2 separate regions of the Mus musculus genome follow, and region 1 is linked to region 2. Evidence: chromatin loops called from intact Hi-C (ENCODE). Cell type or tissue: left cerebral cortex. All regions are shown on one strand. Each heading gives the region's core, and the rest is flanking DNA. Links, peaks and the distances in the headings are about the cores only.

Evidence for each region. Peaks named below come from ENCODE experiments on the same cell type or tissue, not always from the same donor. Only the 100,000 strongest peaks of a DNase experiment are listed, where the experiment ranks them.
Region 1: a loop joins it to region 2, with 5 times the contacts of the local background. A loop is called at or near these places in 2 of 42 quality-filtered maps.

Annotation. Positions count from the first base shown.
Region 1 is chr8:26,601,673-26,612,628 of GRCm38, reverse strand. No RefSeq gene overlaps it. Among named protein-coding and RNA genes, the nearest start is that of Gm32050, 22 kb to the left of the region's middle. In left cerebral cortex, for the core only: no CTCF peak of the experiment used is centred there; DNase peaks (open chromatin) are centred at 3,847 and 4,408; H3K27ac peaks cover 331 bases.
Region 2 is chr8:26,530,159-26,541,114 of GRCm38, reverse strand. No RefSeq gene overlaps it. Among named protein-coding and RNA genes, the nearest start is that of Gm39149, 44 kb to the left of the region's middle. In left cerebral cortex, for the core only: a CTCF peak has its summit at 5,428; DNase peaks (open chromatin) are centred at 5,135, 6,925 and 7,459.

The DNA.
Region 1 (10,956 bases), core at 935-8,934, 72 kb before region 2:
TGGGTGCTGGGTGCTGGATGCTGGATGCTGAGTGCTGAGTGCTAAGAAGAAATTGGCTTTTCATCTTTCTCTCAGTATTGTTCTCACACTTTTTTCTTTGGGACCTCCTTAATTTTCTGCTCTTTAAAATCCATTACTAAGGTTGTAAAGCAAAGTTTCTGGGCCTCTTTGATTTAGTTGTGGCTCTTGTCATTTGCTGCTGGGTGTCCCTTCACTGTGAATGGAGAGCTCTCTAGCCCAGGCTGGTCTCTCTGAGACAGACTCTGGAGTTTCTCTTCTGCTTTGTGAGGTTTCCTGTTTTTATTATTATTAGAGCCAGAGGCATTTGGGCATCACCCATGTCTTCTGACAGCTGGTATCTGACTTTTGCAAGCTATTCTCTGGAGAGTCTAATGGACCATGACTCTCAGTCATAGTCATTTGTCTCTTGGTCTTCTTTAAGATTCTGGATCATGAATAAAAGCCTCTATACAGGTGTCTCCAACATACATTTGGAGCTAGTCATTTATTCACAGGGCTATGGAAGAGTCCTAATAGGCTTAGTGTGTGTTTTAGTCAGCTTTCTTTAACTGTAACAAAATATTTGATGACAAATTTATAAAGAGGAAAGTGACTGAAGGATGGCTTAGTGGGTAAAAAGTGCTTGCTATGCAAGCATGAGGTTTGAATCCTCAGGGCCCATGTAGATCTGGCCATGGTAGTATGAGTATGAGTCTATTCAGTGCTCCTATGGTGAGATAGGAAGTTCTTTGGACTGTGGAGACTCAAAAGTCAGATATCCTATTATCTGTAGTGGCAAACAACAAAGAAAGACTAAGGCTAGCTCCATTAAATGGCTTCCTATGACTCGTCAGTTTCATCCACTTAGACATTCATTCAACACAAATTTTCTTTTTTTTTTCCTTTTCCATTTTTTATTAGGTATTTAGCTCATTTACATTTCCAATGCTATACCAAAAGTCCCCCATACCCACCCACCCCCACTCCCCTACCAACCCACTCCCCCTTTTTGGCCCTGGCGTTCCCCTGTACTGAGGCATATAAAGTTTGCGTGTCCAATGGGCCTCTCTTTCCAGTGATGGCCGACTAGGCCATCTTTTGATACATATGCAGCTAGAGTCAAGAGCTCCGGGGTACTGGTTAGTTCATAATGTTGTTCCACCTATAGGGTTGCAGTTCCCTTTAGCTCCTTGGGTACTTTCTCTAGCTCCTCCATTGGGAGCCCTGTGATCCATCCATTAGCTGACTGTGAGCATCCACTTCTGTGTTTGCTAGGCCCCGGCATGGTCTCACAAGAGACAGCTACATCTGGGTCCTTTCGATAAAATCTTGCTAGTGTATGCAATGGTGTCAGCGTTTGGATGCTGATTATGGGGTGGATCCCTGGATATGGCAGTCTCTACATGGTCCATCCTTTCATCTCAGCTCCAAACTTTGTCTCTGTAACTCCTTCCAAGGGTGTTTTGTTCCCACTTCTAAGGAGGGGCATAGTGTCCACACTTCAGTCTTCATTTTTCTTGAGTTTCATGTGTTTAGGAAATTGTATCTTATATCTTGGGTATCCTAGGTTTTGGGCTAATATCCACTTATCAGTGAGTACATATTGCAACACAAATTTTCTAATCCTCTACTGTGGGTCATGCATTATGCCAAAGTAAGAAGGAAACAGCTTCTATGTGTTACCATAAGGAGGAATATGCCTCTGAGAGGAGATAGGGCATTGTCTCCACTCTTAAGAATTAATCTTGTTGGCTGATCAATCACTTGGCCTCCTCCTCATGATGGTTGGTTTATATTAAGCTGTGCTAAAAAGAGGGTATGGTGGTTGTTTTGAGTAAGAATGTATCTTATAGGATTATATATTTGAATGCTTAGTCGGCAGAGAATAGTGCTGTTTGAAAGGATTAGAAGGATTGTTGGAGGAAGTATATATCTGGCGCGGAGTGGGGGGTCTTTGAGGTTTCAAAAGCCCATGATAAGCCCCCAGCCCCCAGTATCTCTTTTTCTCCCTCTCCCTCTCCTCCTCCTCCCTCTCTGGAAGCAAACAGGACATAAAGTTCTCAGCTTTGGCTCCAGCACCCGTCTGCCTGCCTGCCTGCCTGCCTGCCTGCCTGCCACCATGCTTCCTGCCAGGATGATAATGGATTAAACCTGAAACTGTAAGCAAACCTCCAATTAAATGCTGTCTCTTATAACAGTTGCCTTGGTCATGGTGTTTCTTCTCAGCAGTTGATCTATAAGCGAATCTGCTTTCTGGTGGGAAAGTGTAACTTGTTTCTTTCTACCTCTTTTCAAAGCTGGTATCTTGGGCTACATTGTTTCTCTAAAGCTTGCCTTTTGCCCATGTGGCTGGTCTCCAGGCTGACTTATCACAAATGGAATACCTTTTTCCTTTTTTCATCTCTGTCCATCTCCAGGCAGCTGCTAATACTTGTAGCTTGCTGTTCTGGAGCTTTTATTTTAAACTTGAAAAAAAAATTGTTCTTGAGTCTTCATTTGTATCTGCTCTTACATCTTTTTTTTTAAGGGTTTATTTATTTATTTTATGTATAAAGTACACTGAAGCTGTACTGATGGTTGTGAGCCATCATGTGGTTGCTGGGAATTGAACTCAGGACCTCTGCTAGCTCTGGCCCTGCTCGCTCCAGCCTAAAGATTTATTTATTATTATATATACGTATTATGTAGCTGTGTTCAGACACACCACAAGAGGTCATCAAAACCCATTACAGATAGCTGTGAGTCACCATGTGGTTGCTGGGATTTGAACTCAGGACCTTCGGAAGAGCAATCAGTGCTCTTAGCTGCTGAGCCATCTCTCTAGTCCCTGCTCTTACATATTTTACTTTTGAACTAGACTAATAGCCCCATGAAGAGACCTCAATTTCCTTAATAACATGTAACAACCCCACTGAAACATTTCAAGATATTTAGTAATGTGAGTGCTTTTGTGTGTGTGTGTGTGTGTGTGTGTGTGTGTGTGTGTGCGTGTGTGTGTGTGTTTTCAGAATTAGGGATTTGGGTATGAGTTGTTTTTTCTTGGAAAATGCTGATGCTCATGGAACACTGAAGGGTGATGATAAACAGAGCCCCATGTCATTAAGGCTCTGGTATGGAGGACATAAAAACTCATATAGAAGAAATGGTCTTGCATGAGGCCAGCGTCCACAGGTAAAACTATTCAGTGATCAGACCTGATGTGAAATTACCAGTCAACAGGACAATAGTGAGACCCTAGAGGTCAGCCTTGAACCTCTTTGATTTCTGAGCAGGCACAGGGCTTAAAGACAAACAGGACTTCCTGATGGTGCTTGGAAAGACAGGAGCTGCAGAGGGTGGCAGCCTTGCCAGACAAAAAGCATCTCAGTGGTTGTCAATATGGGGATTGCCCTGAGAAGGTGAGAGGAGAGCAGGGACTTGTGATCTGGGGAAAAACAGATCAAAGATCTAAGCTGCCTGGATCATAGATGCCCGAAAGATCCTGCACTTCTTTCAAAGGTTTATATGACCAGCGTGGAGTCCTCGCACTTCCTAGGAGCTAAGCAAGGACAATGGCCTCTGGGGTAGCGTGAGGAAGGGTACCCTGGGGTAGAGGGCAAGTCCAGGGAAGCACAAATCCTGTGTGACTCCTGATAGATATTCTATCCTGTCTGCAGCAAGAGCAGCCTCCTTGGGGGCTCGTTTTGATGTTAATGAGATCAAGAAAGTGGGGAAAATTGTTTTCTTCTGAAAATTCCATTTCATCCTTCCTTGCTCTCTGGGCATACCTCTCTGATTTAGATACACTATGTTTAATTAAAACAGTGTTTTTCTCCCCTCCCCTGCTCTTCCCACCTCCCTCTCTTCTCAGCTAGCTGTTCTTATGAACAAACTGGTTCCTCTAGCAGTTTAGGCGTTTTTTATTCATTGCTACACGGGGCAAGGGAGAGCTTTTGCTGAAAACCTAGTGGTTGTACCTGATCATGGATTAGACACACACTCATCTCACCTTGGTAAAACTTTGGGTACAGGTCTTAGAAATGTGGATTGCACAGAACACACCAGTGATAGGGGAGAATTTCCCAAATAGGGAGAAGTTTTTCCCTCTTTGGGGTACTAACCCCATTATACAGAGATTTAAGACAGGTGTCCTCTCAGCATCTACCTAGTCTTTGCTTTTAAATGGGATCGACTTGACAAAATGTAAACGATAGAATTTTGTAGGATCATGGACAAAAAATAGATACTCTTCCTGTGCCAGTTTCTCTGTGAGCAATTGAACATAACCAGTGGGATTTTTATTGGAGCTTTAAAAAAAGATTTTTCACATGAAGGAATCACAACTCAGGGAAGCTGATATTCTTGTGTAAGATCATGGGACTGGTAATGGCAAAAGTGAAACTTGAATTCAGAAGCTTTCAACCCCATTTTTTCACACTTCCCACTATATCCAGAAAGGGCCTCTAGCTGAACAAATGGATTTCCCTTGAAGCTGCCAGCTATCTTCTGAGGTGATAGGAGAGAAAATGCTGTCTGTGAGATCGTTGGTATCAGGAACACTCATATCTTTATGGAAAGTGTGTTGGGAGCAATTCCATTTACAACTAGCAGATGAGAGGTCTCTTATTTGCCTTGATTTCTTTAATAGGTAATCCTGATTGTTGACTTGGTTAGACTGAGAAGTATCTAGGAGAACCTAACACATTTATGTAAAGGCATTTCTAGATAGAATTAATTAAGAGGAATGCCTACCTTGAATGTGGGTACATCTGAAATAATCCTCATGAGAAAGATACACTCCTCCATGCTAACAAATAGTATAAGAGTCCTTTAATTTTTTTTGCCTGGTGACCAAGAGTGGGCTAATGCCTCAGAAAGTCTATTGGTATTGAAGTTCAGGGATACAGAATTTTAAAAGGCAAATTAAATCAATGTTAGATGAGGGTCAGAGTAATCTTGCAACATTTGTTTAGGCCTAACATAGTAGTTACTTCATATACAACATGGCAATTAATTTTATCTATACCTTCTTCAGCTGTTTTAGTTTAGTTTGCATAAGCGTTATTATCTCTTTAATACATCTGGACCATGGTCATAGTCATGGAAATCTCATATGTACTATCAAGGCAGATGTGGCTGATGGGGGTATAGAGGGCTGAGAAATGTATAAGCAGGCACAAAATGGAGATAGGATAAGATGGCATTACTTTAGCCCAACATTCTTTCTCTGTATCCTGGCTGCTGTCCTTGATGCTGTGGACTAAAACATTCACCACCATAAGAACAATTAACCCCTTGTATTGTTTGTTTAATTGTCTTTTCACAGGAGCAGAAAGTTTAACACAAAAGGTTGATATCAGAGAAGTGGTATCACTACCCTGAGACTGCAAGGGGTTAGCAGTCTTTCAAACTGGTTTGTGGGAAGACCTTGGAAAACTTTGGAGAATCAGGCAAGAGGAAATTTAGACAGTTTAAACAAAAGGTAACAGGCAATTCTGGTGGGATCTCTAGTGGGATCTCTGGTGGAATGCTGATAGGAATATGAACATTGAATTCTGCGTAAATTTTCAAATAGGGATGATGCGTGTATAGTAACTAGAGCAGAGGCCCCGAAAGTTACATCTGTTAAAGAACTTGTCTATATTTTGTCTGTGTCCTGAGACCTTGCATGAGATTTAATTTAAAAGTGACCACTTAGCTAATATGTTGGGAATAAATTTTAAGGCATCCCAGCTTCAGGCCGTGGTGTATCTATTGCTAGGTCCTTTTAGTTAGATTAATGAATGGTAAAATTGGTTATGAAAAGCAGAACAGAAGAGTTTGAGAAACCTATAGTTTGGTCCAGACATAAGCACATTTAAACTAGGGAGTCGGAGAAAATGTGGCTACTGATAAGATTCAGATCCTTAGAAAGAGCCAAATACTTTGAATCAGAACAGTGAAGCAGGTGCCTTGAGGGTATCTCAGGAATCAGCCATGCCCCAGACACAGTAGGCTCAAAGGTGTGATGGTTTTTAATTCAGCTGGATGACTTTGCCGTTAGGAGACTTTGCCTTGGGGTACCCTGCTACCTATGGCATCCAGAGAAGTCTGCCCCTGAGCTCAGCCACCTAGGAATCGCTGTGTGAATATCCCCTCCTCTGCATGCACTCACCAGGATGATGCTTTTTTTCCACAAAAGCCTGCAAGCAGACCACGTCTGCATGTATGTATGCCAAACAGGTGTGGGTGTCTTTGGAAGCCAGAGAGGGCATTGGATCCCTAGAGTTAGAGTTACAGGCAATTGTGAACTGACCAAAGTGGGTGCTGGGAACCAAACTCAGGTCCTCTGGAAGAGTTAAAAGCTCTTAACTGCAGAGCTAACTCTGTTGCTTTGGTAGTTTAATTTTTAAATTATATACCATGCAATCTGCAGCGTTTCCTCTTTGGTTATCATCTACCCTGATTTAGACCAGACTTACTACATGCATATGTTCCACAGTCACGTGTGCTTCTGGCAAACTTGGAGGAGCCAGAGCTCTGGGTATTGGCCGTTTGGAAAGCATAGTAACTGGTTCACTTGTAGGCTCCTTCCCCTGGACTAGAGTTTTCTGGTTTTGTTTTGCTATAGACAAACATATTCAGGGAGCAAGCAAGTGGAGATTCTCTTTGGCTAGGCATATCCTTTCCTGCTCAGCCTAGATTCTCCATAGAAAGTATCCGAGGATTGGTGTCAACTGTGTGTCATGAGGATGAGCTAGGAGATAGAATCTAGTCTCTGTGGAAAGCATTTCTCAGGACAATTTCATGAAAATGCACTGCAGGCAATTAATTCGGTGTTGCACGGCTGTTTGACATAGTCTAATAGTTCTTGCTGCCAGGTAGGAAAATTTCCAACATTCATCCACAGGAGGGTAACTAAAACCAACCATAATGTAAGAATGTATTTCAAAATTAACTAGAAAAAAAAGGACTTGGAATGGCATTCACAATGATATGACAAATGTGTAAGGAGATGTTTATACATGTGTAAGGCTTGGTCTGGTGCTGCTATGTATTCAAATGCTAAATAGTGGCCTTCAAGATATGGTTGCCCCTGAGCACCAGAAATTCTCATGTATACCAGCTTTTGTTGTGTGAACCTTGTTCCCCAAGTTCGTTGGTCAGTAAAAGGATAAAGGCCATGATTTGGCAATAGATGGAGGTATGTGGGTTTTCAGTTACCTGTCTGGGGGTCACAGGTGGAGACAGGAAAGGACATAAAGGGAGGAGGAGGCTGTCATGAGAGGAGATGGACTATGAACATGTGGCTAGGAGAAACAACAAGTGACAAGGGACATGTGGCTGAGATGTAAATTAGAATAGCTCCAGCACCTGCCATGGTTATGGATCTTAAAGAAAATACCTGAATAGTGTATCTTTTATACGGGCTAGCTAGAATTTATAATTCCATTTTACATATGCTAATTATTCTGGTTTGGTCATTATGTAATATAGCGTAATATCAGATTGTATATAATAAGTACATACACTTTTAAAATGTTAGTCTAAAATAAAAGTGTGATTCATTACATGCAAGTTCAGTACTGGAAACATTGGACCAGGAGAGGTTTAATTCAGTGTTTCTACTTCTCTACTGACCTTGTTCCTCTCTTTCATCCTCCAAGGGCTCCGACCTCAGTCCTATGGAGGGGCTAACTCCACCATACTCTACCCTCAAAGGAAATGATGTTTTCTTTTCACGATTGCTTAGGAAACACAGCATGTAGACAGTGGCCTGCTCTTCTTCCTTTTCCAGGTCCATGTTGAGCTTTATTTAGAACTTTTAGGGAAGCATGCTTTGCTGCTGTAGGAAGTTGGAGGTGATAGAGAGAGAACTGGGTGAAGACAGGGACATTATTATTGGTAGTGAGCCATTCACTCAACTCCCTGACATTTTGTGTCCTTAACCTCGGTCACTGGAGGTACCTGTGAGACTCATGCTTAGATAGAAGCAAAACAGGACGCTTGGTGAGAAGTTTTCCAAATCAGCCCCTGGTACTACTTGAATTTGCATACACTCTGAAAACACTTCCATTTTGGAAAATTTATTTCTTTTTGTCCCAGGCACCTCCTCTCCTCTCTGGGTGCTGAGACTTGGGTCTCACCTCTTAAACACAGGATGCCCGAGACTCATCTCTGCCCCTGATGAGAAGCAGATTTCTGAATTGTTCTGCGTGATGAAACTGAGAGAGTCCCATGAGTCTAAGGGAAGGCAAGCACTGCTGGGCCTTGTGAGTGCTGACGCAATTTAGACAGCACTTGGTGGTATGCTTTTAATATCTGAGGGGTGAGGGGGAAAGATTACCTGGCCATTTTACAGATGATAGTGTCTCAAAGTCGACTTCTTACTTTGGGCTTTGTGTCCATCGCTCCATGAGGAAAGTGATTCTCTAGCTCCAGAAGTATACTTCACTCAAATAAAAAGTTAAGCCCGTAGAGAAAGCAGGTACCGGTGAGACTCAACAGGATGACATGGTCACGTGGTCATGGAACCCTTGTGGTCTTTTCCATGGCCTAAGCTCTGCTTCCTCTTAGGACTTTCCCATCCTCCCTGTTATTCTTCCAGACACATTTCCTTCTCATATCCTCCATCCTCTGGAAGGCTTGATACCTGACATTCACAATACTTGTTCTCATTCACAGTGCATTCTTCAACATCTCTATCGAGTCTTCTACACAACCTCTTTCTTTTTACTCTTTTTAGCCCTAAAATTATGTCTTCTCATCCTGCTTTAATTTTCCTTATAGCACTTATCTAATACATATTGTTATCATTATAACACACGTGTATATTTGTGTGTTGCCTGCTGTTTCTGTTAGTGTGCATGCTCAAATAAAGGAAGTACCTTTTCTTTGTTCATTGCCATTTAGAAGGCAGTGCTGCCTGTTGAAGCATGAGAAAGTAAACTCTGAATGATGAGATTAACACTGCATCCACTTCCGAAGTCCACCTGTTCTTGGTATTATTATTATTAGATGATTCTGGCCTTGACTCAAACATCTGAAGCATGGTCAACACAACATCTCCGATTGGGCAGCCTCAATTGTAAAGATCTTGGCATGGAAGTATAGGACAGTGAGCATGCTTTCAAGTAAGACTTGTCTGGACATTTAAATTCAAACTGTGGACTGCTGTTTTTGTGTGTCAACTTGACACAAACTGGAGTTATCATAGAGAAAGGAGCCTCCCTTGAGGAAATCCCTCCATGAGATCAGCGGTAAGGCATTTTCTCAATTAGTGATCAAGGAGGGAGGGCCCCTTGTGGGTGGTGCCATCCCTGGGCTGGTAATACTGAGTTCTATAAGAAAGCAAGCTGAGCAAGCCAGGGTAAGCAAGCCAGTAATGAACATCCCTCTATGGCCTCTGCATCAGCTTCTGCTCCCTGACCTGCCTGAGTTCCAGTCCTAACTTCTTTCAGTGATGAATAGCAATGTGGAAATGTAAGCTGAATAAACCCTTTCCTCTCCAACTTGCTTCTTGGCCATGATGTTTTGTGCAGTTAGAAACCCTGACTAAGACACCTTGCATATTCTGATTTGGAGATGAAGTGTTTCCAAAGGCCAACATGCTAACGTCCCTTTTTCAGCTTGTAGGAGGTGGTAGGAGCTTTAAGGGGTGGGGTCTACTGGGAGATCACATTATTGGGTGAATGCCTTTGAAGGGGATAACGGAGGCCCAGTCTCTTCTTCCATGTCTATTTTCTGCTCACCATGAATGGAGTAGCTGGGCCCACGAGGGCTTCCCACTAAGACAGTCTCCCTCACTACAGGAGTCAAAGCATGAGAACCCTAGCCTGAAATCACAGTCCACACTAAACCTTTTCTCGCTCTGTTTCAGGTGTTTTATGTTGTTTATTATTGTGTACTTCCCACAGCCACTGAAAGCTGACTGACACACTGTCTCATTCCATGTGTGTTAGCTCATTGGCCTCTATTTTTACCTTGTGGAAAAACAATGCATATGAATGTGATGTAAAGCAGGGTCCATGAATGAGAAAGTCTGTAGCGATGACAGTGTCGAGCAGAGGTGCACCCATATTATTGCTTAGCCTAAATTCTGGATCTCCAGAGTGCCCAGCATGTGTCAGTGTGTACATGTATGTGCATGTGTGTGTGCACCTATGTGTGTGTGTGCGTGCATGCATGTTAATGTGTGAATGCATGCATGCATATGTGTGTGTGTGTGTGTGTGTGTGTGTGTGTGTGTGTGTGTGTATGTGTGTGTGTGATGAGAGTATGCATGTAACAGTACAAGGAACTCAGACTAATCATCAATCCAGACCAAAAGCACCACTTGGCCTGAGACCACATCACCTGTTTCTTTCCTACTACTTTGTAAAATTGTGCGGTGAACTGGTCCAGCTTAGAGGCCGATAGTCAATTTAATATAAGCGCAAGAATAACTGCATTTATGTAAAGCCTTTCTCCAAGGGACTCTCGGCACTCTGCAGCTAATGGACTTATTTATTCTCAGAGCACCTCTGTGAGGCACTTACAGGACAGAGGTGACCAGACTCACACAATAAACAATGTCAGGATCAGCACGAAGCCAGACAGGCCTATAACTCTGAGGCCCTGGATCAGATGGAGTGGGCCCAAGGTCACCCAGCGAGATGGGCAAAGGACAAACATTCCTCCTGCAATGAGATTTCAGCTCCCCGGGGTCTGGCTGTGCAGGCTGTGGATGGTTCTGTGTTTCCCATGTGCACACACCAAGGTACATTTCAAAGAGTACAAAAGATGTTTTTTTAATTTATCTGTAGCCCAGTGAACTCTGGAAACCCTGCCTATCAAAGACCTTAGTGAGCGCTTTACTGGGGTAATTTATAAGGACTTGAACAAATGTACTCTACTGTGACTCTCCAAGAGGGGTCTCCAGTACGCCGAACTTCCCAAGTTCACTTCTCCATTGAAAGTCCCCACCTCAGGGTCCCAGAGGATGAAATCCTGGTCTCT
Region 2 (10,956 bases), core at 1,597-9,596:
TCCATAATTCATTCTTGATTTTAGAGGCAATGCTTTGCGTTTTTCCTATGCTATAAGATTATAGTTATATAGTATGAGTGTAAGTATATTATAATGGATCTTTTGCACATAACCTTTATTTTTTTTTTTAGCTCTGTTCCTTCTACGCTTAGTTTTTTCATTGCTTTTAATTATGGGGAGATGTTGAACTCTATCAAAGGGCTTTTCTGCACTGATGGAGATAATCATCCCTGCTTATTATAACCTTCCTTAAGTTTATTCTTGTGTGATGTCTTTAATGACTTGCATATTTGAACTATTCTCCAGTCCTTGTACTGAAGCCAAGTTGCTCATGGAGAATGATCAATTCAGTGTGTTACTGAGTTTGACTTGTAGACATTTTGTTGAGATTCTTTGCATCTACAATTATAAAGAAGATCTGACCTCTAACTTTTTTGTGTTGTATCCTTAGATAGCATTTAGTAGGACAATACTGACTCCATGAAATGAGGTTGGTTGTGTTTCATCCTTAGACACATTTGGAGAAGTTTCAGGAGTTCTCTCAAGGTCTTGGGGAAATCAGCAGTAAAACCATCCAAGCCTGGGGTTGGTTGGTTGTTTTCTTTTTTACTTTTTGAGAGATCTTACTATGCTTATAATGCTTGTTACAAAATGCTTAAGTTGTTTATATCATCAGGTTTAATTTTGGCAGGACATCAAATCATTGTATCCATTTCTCTTAAGATTTTCCAATTTATTAGAATATAGACTTTCAAATTATTCCCTAATGATCCTCTAACATTCCTTAGTGTTTGTTTTATTGCTCCTGTTTTCTTGTTTTAATTTTATTGATTTGGGCCTTCTTTAATTTTTTTTGGCTAGTTTGCTTAAGGGATTTTCAATGTGTTTATGTTTTCAAAGAGTCAACTGTTTTATTGATATTTTATATTATTTTTAGTTTCTATTTCATTAATTTCTCTCTGACTTTTTAATATTTATTTCCATCTACTCCCTTTGAATTTAACTTGTTCTTCTTTTTCTAACACCATGAGGTACATAATTATTTATTTGAGAGCTCTCTAACTTCTTAGTTTAGGCATCTATTGCCATAAATGACCATTTTAGAACTGTTTTCATCCTACAGGTCTTATGTGTTATAATTTTATTTTCATTTAATTACAGGACTTTTAGATTCACTCCTGATCTTTATGATAAACTATCACTTAAGAGTATGTTATTCAGAAGGGTATAGGGGACTTTCGGGATAGCATTTGAAATGTAAATGAAGAATATATCTAATAAAAACTGCATGATAAAAAATAGTATGTTGTTCACTCTCTTTGGGTCTGTATGGTTTTTATAGTTTCTTTTTGTTTTGTGGTTAAGGATTTTATTTAGGAGGTCTGTAGTACGGGGACATAGCTAACATGCAGAGATGCTCTTTATTTGCAAATACAGGAAGGACAGATGAGAAAGTAGAGTTAAGGTCCAGATAGAAGCAATTACATAGAAAATCACCGAGAGAAAACGTCACAGAAGTGGGATTTTGCTCCAACCAAGTCATCAGGGCTCTTCCTTGAGGCAGGACAGCTTGATCAAATCTCATGGAGTGGAACATTCACACTAACCTGAATTAGGATCCTTGCTCTAGTGGATCTAATGTAAAGGATGTAATGGATCTAATGTAAAGGATGAATGTGCAGATTCTATCTCTATGCCTCACTTGTAGGGTAATAGGTACAGAGTTCGTTGCTATGCAATCCTGACATTTCTTTGTTGGCTGGTTGGGTTGATGTCTTCTAATAGAAGCAGAGTCTTTGTGGTCTTTCCATTTCGGTGTTAATCTTTGCCTTGTTTGCTTTGCAAATAAAGGACAGGGCAGTGATTATTATTACTCTGTTTTTCTCTCTCTGGATATCGGTAGGGCTATAAGGAAGGCCATACCCCCCACCCCTACATGCTTTAGATCCTAGTACCTTTAAGGTCTTTACACTGCTCATTCATCTTCTAGGGACCTAGTGAGATTTGCTCTAGGCTATATATCAGACTAGATTTCTACCAACTGAAACACTGAAATTCTTGCTCAAAGTATTTCTTCTGTGGCTAGAGAAATTCTGTAGGTCAGATCTCAGAGTCCCCAGACACTTGACCTGAGTTCCCAGAATGGGCTGTGCAGGAACAAACCTTTGCCTCTAGAACCACCCAGTCACTGGGCATCAGTGGTCTTTCAAAAAGGATTCTTATCTCTGCCCAATTCAAGAGGGGATTTTTGAGGCCATTACATGTGAATCTGGATTCTATGATTCCTATGTAAGCAAATCTACTCAGAGTCCTCCATTAACAATATTTTTGAATCTCCTTCCACTTCGGTTTCTGCTTCTTTTCCTGCTTGCATTAGTGCTACAGTTTCCGCCCCCTCCCCCCAACACACACACACACACACACACACACACACACACACACATTCACACACACTCTCTCTCACCTTTAAATAAGTTGCTACTGAAAGTAGTGAGTATATTTCTTGCGCTTTTTGTCTTAAGCTGTGGTTTCTACAGTGTGCTCACTCGGCTTTAGATCTGAGCATCCCTCTTTGGTGCTGAGCTTTCCTGAACGAACCCTTCTGCAGTTGGACCCATTCGAGTTTCCTTTGCCCCTAACACCTGTGACTTTCTGTGGTTACTCAACTCATAGGATAGGTGGCTTTTCTTCTGGTGTGCTAAGACATCATGACCAAGGCAATTTAAGGAAGAAAGAGTTTATTTGGGTTTCTGATCCCATGGGGTCAAAGTTCATCATGGCAGGAAAGCTCGGTAGCTAGTGGCAGGCATGGGGCCAGGAGCATGAAGCTGAGGGAATCTTGTCTTTAACTGCAAGCAGGAAGCAATAAGAGTGGCCTGAAAGTTGTCTGAGACTTTAAACTCTCAAAGCTTGACTCCATCCCAGTGATGTACTTACTTCCTTTAATATGGTCACACCCTGTAAATCTTCCCAAACAGTGCTACCACTAGGGACCCAAGACTTTGATCAAGTATCTAAGCCTGTGGAGGGCATTCTCATTTAAACCACTGCGTGTGTCTATTATCTATATATCTCACTATTCCCTTGAGATTAAAGTGACCTGTGCATATTATCATTTGCTATCTGTTCTATCTCCCTATTTTAAAAATTATAGCCATTCTAGAGATAATAAACAGTAACTAGATCAATGTGATATTTTAAATTTTATTTGCCTAGAATCTGATGATGCTAAGGATTTTTCCTTCAGTTTTTGTCATCTTAATATCTTCGAGAAATATCTATTCAAGTCCTTTGTCCACTTTAAAATCATGTAATCTTTTCACTATTTGACTTGTAGATGTTAAGTCTTCTGGATATTAAATCCCATTTAGATATATAATTTGTAAATATTTTATTCTATCCTCTGGGTCATCTTTTCAGTTTCTTAATAGTATTGTCTGATGTATAAAGTTTTCTGTTTTATTTGTTGCTCACGATTTTGGTACCATGTCTAAGGATCTTTCATGAAACCCAGAGTCATAAAATACCTCTTATTTTTCTTTCTTAGCTTTTGTATTTAGGTGGCTCATCTAGCAAAAGCTAATGTTTTCATACAGTAGAAGATACACTCAAGTCTCATTCTTCTACCAGGGAAAAATCAAGTTGTTCTTGCACCATTTGATGGAGAGTTGATTCTTTCCTCAGAATGGACTTGGCCATCTTGACATGATTTCATAGATACTGTGTGAATGTACCCATTTTCAGATTTGCAAATCCTTTTCACTAGCGTATATACATGCCCTGTATATACAAGTATCACAAATGTTTTGAATTCTGAGCATTTGTAGTTAAGTTTTAGATGTAAGTCTTCAAAGTTTCTCTTTTCCCACTGAGAGTATCTTAAGTACCTACAACTTTTTACAAGGCCAGTGCAGCTAATGATTAGCTTTTATATTGTTGAGATTTTTGTTAGATACTGAGTCCAGAGGACATTGAATAGTACTAGCATTTTCACATCTTAATTTTTCATTTCATAAATATGGGATATATTTCCATTAAGCTAGGTATTTGATTTCTTTCAGTAATATTTTATAGTTTTCAGTGTACAAGTATTTTACTTCCTTACCTAAATTTATTTGGGGCTAATTTATTTTTTAGATGTTATTATAAATGAAATTGCTTCCCTAATTTTCTTTTCAGATTGTTCATTTTAAGTTTACAAAACCACAGTAATTTTGTGTGCTTACTTGTACACTACAACTTTGCTAAATTTATATATTAGTCATATTAGCTTCTTCGGGGAGATGTTGGGTTTTCCATATATAGATTTTACACTGTCCCTGGATAAATTTGGTTTTATTTATTTGCTTCCAATTTGGATTGCTTCTTATTTCTTGCATCTCTAATTATTTTAAGTAGAACTAGTTGGCTGTTAGCAGCATTGAAAACAGGCATCTTTATCTTTCCCTTGACCTCAAGGGAAAGACTTCATTCAATTGTTTGCTATTGAGAATGATGCTAGTTAGATTTGTGTTGTTGTTGTTGTTGTTTGGTTTGGATTTTTGTTTTCTCATAAATGACTTTGACAATGTTGAGTGAATTCTCTTATGGGTCTCCTGTAATTTATATACCAATACAATTTTATATTACTGATTAGTGAGTGGTTCAGATTTTCCCTTCCACCTTCACATTTATTCACCCTGATTCTTTGATTAAAAAAAAAAAAAATTCCTGAAGCTTAACTTGAGGAAGTTTGCTTAACTTGCATAAACTTTCTGTTTGAAATCTTGTCTCGTGGTCATTTGCTTCCATAGCTGTGCCTGTGGACAGTAAACTCCCTTTACCGTGGAGGGGAGATTACCTTATTCATGTCCCCATTCTCAGAATCTATGAAATGTTTTCACAAAGAATACTGGTTGAGAAACAGTCTCTGATAGCTCAGCTTCTCCTCAGTGATCTTGAAACCTCTGGCTTTGCTCCCCTCTGCCCTACATCATGAGGGAGTGCCCATCCCTATCTGAAGTTTGACACGAGGCAGAAACCCAAGCCATCGCAGCAGAGGCTGTGTGGCTGCTCCAGGATGGTTACAACACATAAAAACCAAGGCTGAGGACAGCAGCCTTCCTACTTCACAGCTCACATAGGAAGCATGTGGGTGCTCACTGCTAGATTTTTTCTCTGGCTGAATCATCTTATGCTTGTTTAAAAACTCTGCAAATGGGGTACTGCTCGACTGTTTTCTTTGTTTTCTGCTAAATGAAACAAAACAAATGAGTAATGAGCAGATGATGTCTGTGCAGAGCACTGCTAGGAACTCTAGCAGGACACAAAGAACACACCCGACTATGCCTGCTTCTTCACCCATTTGCAATAAGGCGAGGAGAGGAGGGTTTTTTGGCCAGATTATATTGTAGGAGAGTGTAGTTTCTTATTGCTGCCACAAGTGCAGAATAATGGCTTACTACCGTAATGATGGCTTTTCAACCCAGAATTGCATGGTTCTGCATGGTAGATATTCACCTTACTTGCTGGGATGTTTTGTATATACTGGGCCCAGTGAGTGGCACTATTAGGAGGTGTAGCCTTGTTGGAGTGGGTGTGTCGCTGTGGGTGTGAGCTTAAGACCCTCATTCTGGCTGCCTGGAAGTCAATATTCTGCTAGCAGCCTTCAGATGAAGATGTAGAACTCTCAGCTCTGCCTCCACCACACCTGTCTAGATGTTGCTATGTTCCTGCCTGGATGATAATGGACTGAACTTCTGAACCTGTAAGCCAGCCCCAATTAAATGCTGTCCTTATAAGAGTTGCCTTGGTCATGGTGTCTGTTTACAGCAGTAAAGCCCTAACTAAGACACTTGCTAAACTCTAGGTGTCTGCAGAAATGTGTTACTCCTGCGGATTCTAGGATAATCTGCTTCCTGGCCTTGCCCATGATCCCAGTCATCTCACAATTCCAACCTCTGCTGTTCATTACATCTTCTCTTCCTCTATCTCCTGCTTCCTTCTTTCACTTACAGAAATCTATGATTGCACTGGGCTCGCCTGGATAAAGGAGGGGAAGCCTCCACTCCCAACCATCTAATTGTACCCTCAGGGTTTAATGTTGCCCCCCTGGTGATTAAGGCATGAACCCAGGGGAAACATAGGTCCTATGCTTTCAAGGATAAAACAGTCTTTCTCTAATAGAGAAAATCCCTTGCCACCCCATCCATGGCCAAGTTCATATAGCAAGCTATCCTTCCACTTCAGGATCTCTCTGCAGTGGAGTAAGAGAAGTGAGACCTGGAGAGAAGTGACTTACCCAAGATGGCATAGCTAGTAATTGGCAGGATTCAGACAGCACATAAGCTGTCTGGTCCCTATAATGCTAAGATTCAAAGATGCAGTGACTGCTGGTAAAGGGGAACAAGCGAAGATGCTATAGGAACGGGTTATTACCCCAGCCTTCTTTCATGGCCATACAAAACCCTAGCCATCCAGACATGAATAACCCTGTTTCCAGAGTTTGTATAAAAGTAGCTCCTTTTGAAAAAGCCACATATATTTGTCATCTGTGTCTTGTTACTGTCCTGGGGGAATCTAGTCTCTTATCTTTCATATCCAATTCCTTCCCTTTATATCTTCAAGTCAGCTACTCCAATGTGCTTCATAAAGTTTGAACCAACAGGGAGTTTCTTCTGAACCCAGAAGACCCTCAGGGATTTTGGAAAGTTCCAGGGCTCAGGAAACCCCATATCCCCAGCATGCTCAAGTCAGCAGATTGCTTTTCCCCTGAGTTCAGCCATTAGCTCCTGCCTTCTGTCATTTTGTGCCCACACACGGTCTCCACACAGACTTCCAGAAACAAGCCTCCTGCCCACCCTCGCCGCAGCAATGCTGCTCTCTGCTCGGAGTGACATCCCTCTCTGCCTGCCACTCCCCCCCGTGTTGTCTGACACTAACTCGAAGACTGGGGCTGGAATTTTGTCGTTGCTATGGAAGTGGGATCCAGCTCAGTCTCCCGAACTTACAGAGTGTCCAAAAACACACACGGCATCTTGCGCTGACACACCACTGACAACCTGCGATGACGGGGATGTACTTTTGAGTGTCATCTTGACAGGAGCAGGAGCCTCTATCTGCCGGCCCACACGCTGGGCCATCTGTCTCCCAAGATTGTGTGCACACCCCTGGCTCGGATCCTGAGCCTGCCTTGCAGGGGGCTCGTCCTTGCCTGGCCTGGCGCCTACAAAGGGTGAGAAGGCAAGAGTCCCCCACCCCAGTACGTGGGCTGTTTTTCTAGAGGAAGGTGAGCCAGGGAGGGATGGGAAAAGCTCAGGGCCATCTATGGCTTTAGCATTGCCAAGGTCACAGTGGACATTTTAGCTCGGTGACAGGGAGAAGAGCCAGATCGCCTGCCTTATTTGTGGCCTAAAGGCACAGCTTTGGGATTTCCTTGGCTCTTGGAAAGGCAGCCCTTTGGGGAGGTGCCAGTATTTCCAGGTGGCATGGGGAGGGCTGCTCAAGACACGTGGATTCCTTTGCTTCCTGCCTCCAGCTCCCTCTGTGGGGAAGGATGGAGGAATTCCCGGATTTGGTGGGTATCCCAGCCAGCTAATGTCACCAGTTACACAAGATGAAAATTAAGGGCCTGAAGTTTGGAGAAGTGGGATGGTGGGCCTGTGAGAGGAGAAAGGAAAGATGCAAATAGCATAGAAGAGAAATTCTTTTCATCATTTCCTATTCCAGCCAGTTCAGTCAACACCCTAGGTCCCAATTCTCTCCCAATTAGGACATGGGGCATGGGTTTCTGTCACCTAAGGTTGACATGAGATCTACCATGTTGATTTAGTTGAGAAAGGACAGACAAGCATACAGTCACAGGGCTCTGCTCCTCCCCATCCATGGCTCTTTTCATTCCTCACTGTGTATTCTACCCAAGGGCTTTTTATGCTCAGTTTACCTGCAAATGGCATCCCAGGACATTGTAATCTGTATTCTACTCGGAGATAATATCTTTTGGGGGGGATACATCTTTCTTTGAGTTTCTTTTCCCCACTTTTCTACCTGGTTAATATGGGTTCTTGGCTTTATGCCTGCAGCTCTTTCTGAGTCCTAAGGAGTCTGTTGGCTGGGCATCAGACTGGACAATGCCAGTCTCTGTGTGGCTGAGCCCTGAAAGCAGCTTCGTCCTCAGCCTTGAACTCTCCTCCCGAATGAAGGAGACCATTCCCAACAGCTATTAGCCGAGAAGGATTTGGCTTGGGTCGTCTTCTCCTAAAATACTCCGCACACACATGGTGATGGCTGTCAGCCCTGTCTAAGAAGATGGATCTTCTTGTCTACATCTGGTACCAAGGCTGTCACAGACGGGCGGTTTCATGAAGGAAGTGAAGCTTGCGTTGATCAGCCGAGGGGACTTAGATGCTGGAGAGGTGGCCAAAGGTAAGACAGGGTGATCTGAGCCAGCTGTTGTTTGGCTCAGGTCATTCCCTGGTTATCAAAGCCTCTGGGGTTGAAGGTCACGCCTTCTTATCAGGCTTTGAATGAGACAGGTTCATCCCCTTAACTGGAACTAGCTAGATAAAACCTCGTTCTAGCTAAGTGAATCTCAAAATCTACACAAAGGAGTCTTCTGGCAATTCATAGGACCTCTTGCTGCAGCAACAGCCTATCTGTAATTGACCTTTTGGGGGGATAATAAATAATCAAGTAGAAAACCTTCAGCAAAATCATCAAAGACAAAGGACTAAGAGAGTGTAGAGAGCCAGGGAAACAACTTAGCTCTAAGTCTTAACACACATCAACTTTTCAAAACTTCCCCATCTGTATTTTGGGAAGTAAAAAAAATCGTTTTTTGCTGATTTATGATAAAAATAGAATTCATTGGATATTAACATGTATTTGATATGTGAAAGCTCTGAACAATTTGTCTTGAGCACTTATAGATGACTTGACAGAAATTCTATCTAATTTGCTACTACAGAAAGGGGCTGAGTCCATCTGATTTTAGAAACTCGCGTTTCTTAAGTTTGAGATTGTTGGAAATGAGTACAGTGTTGACCAGCCCAAGTGTGACGGTCACTGGTTATCGGTCAGCAATGATTTGGAGTTTGCAATATTCCCTAGAGAATGGAGTCATTGTGTACCTCTTGGGGATCTTGACAGGTCTCCAGTAGGAGTCTTATGAGGCAGAGAAGCACCTCTACCAGGGACCTGGGAGGTGAAGGAGCACTTCTATTAGGGAGCCAGGAAGTGGAGGAGCACCTCAACCAGGGAGCTTGAGGCTACTGTAGATTTTGAGACATGTGATTTTACAAGAGGTATTTTCATGGGATCATTAATCTTAAATATATCAGTACAAAGAGAAAAGGAGAGGGGGAGAGGCAACCATAGCCCTCAGAGTGTTTGAATTCACAGCAGTAACAATGACATTGTTTGAAGATTTTACTAAGAATTTTGAAAGCTTTCTAGTGCCTATTTGAGGGGATACCTCACTGAGTACCAGTGTCTAACTGACATCTGTTGAAATACACCTCTCTGCACCCCATATTGCAGGTCATCACCAAGTCCTATTGGCTCACCCATCTCCCTGCCCTTGATCTCCTCCACCACCCGACTCGCTTCGACCACCACTGTCTTTCTCATCTCAGTTGCTACAGATCCTCCGAACTGCCTTTTGCCAGTCCAATCTGCGCTGTATTCATTGTTCACATTACTTTAGTCTCCAGTCCCTTCCTATTGATTTGCTAAAGAACAAAGTAGTGATTGATCTAGAAGGCCCTTTGCTGCTCAGTACCCACACAATCAGCCTGCCTTATCTGAAGCCACTATCCCTGGCTTCCTGGGCTTAAATAAATTCCTCTCTTTGAGATATTCTCCCTTCGTGAGGATGATTTAGTTCTTCAATGAGCTTGTTGCTTCTCAGCTAAAGGGGGAAATATGCTTGGCCCTCTCCTTTTACTTCTGCTCCTGGGCACATTACTCCACAAGATAATTATGATTGCCCAATCACCAGTGTGACCCCTGGATTCATGTCAGTTTCCACAGGGACCTCAGCTATATTCTCTACAGTTGAATTCCCAGTGACTCAGTTCTCATGTATTGAATGAATAAAAGAATGCATGCAAGAAAATAGATTGACACTTGCGAGAGACCCCCACCTTTCTCCACATGAGAGGTTGTCGCTATTCCTTTCTATCAAGAACGTCGGAGAAATTTAGGGGTCTGAATTATTGGCACATTCCACAATGACAGCCATATACTTCTAATGACCCGGAGGGAATGGACTGTTTAGAAGATGTAGCTGTAGACAACAAGCTTCTATGCAGCAGACCCTGGTCAAAATGAAAGTTACATGGGACTGTAGTCTAATCTTCCACACAAGTACTTGCCAAGGCTAAGAGTATAATGAGAGAGAAATGCCTTAGATGTTGGGGTCCCCAAGTGAGATGGAGGTGTAAGAAGAATCTCAACCCAAGGCAAGCATGCAGCCACACGCCAGTTGAAGAGCTTTCTTTGTCCTCTATGAAAAGCCACCAAGTTCACTGTGCTATGAATCTATGCAGATATGTCCATGCCTGGTGCTGGTCTCTAGTTTTCAAGTGGAGATGGAAAGAGAGCAGGCAATGAAGTGAGGTAAGGAAAATATGGCATCCAGGGTCCAGTACCTTCAGGTGGGGTTGTCAAGCTGTGAGCCTCAAGATGCTAGCCTAATAAATGGGGTGAGGGGTGCAGATCTATTAAAATGAAGTGAGGGTTGCAGAACTATTAATAAGGATTAAATGATGGTGTGGATGAAATGTTTGATTCTAAACCTCCTCAGATGTTAGCTAATTTCTTCATTTGGGGGCTTTAAATCATGTGTAGACTCAGTATTCACTCTTGTTGCAAGGATTCTGCCTCTAGCGTTCCTGGGATTTGTGGAAACCTCAGACACAAGGAACATCCATCCTCCGAGCCACAGGGCCCGGATGTCTGTGCACCTGGCAGGCCTCT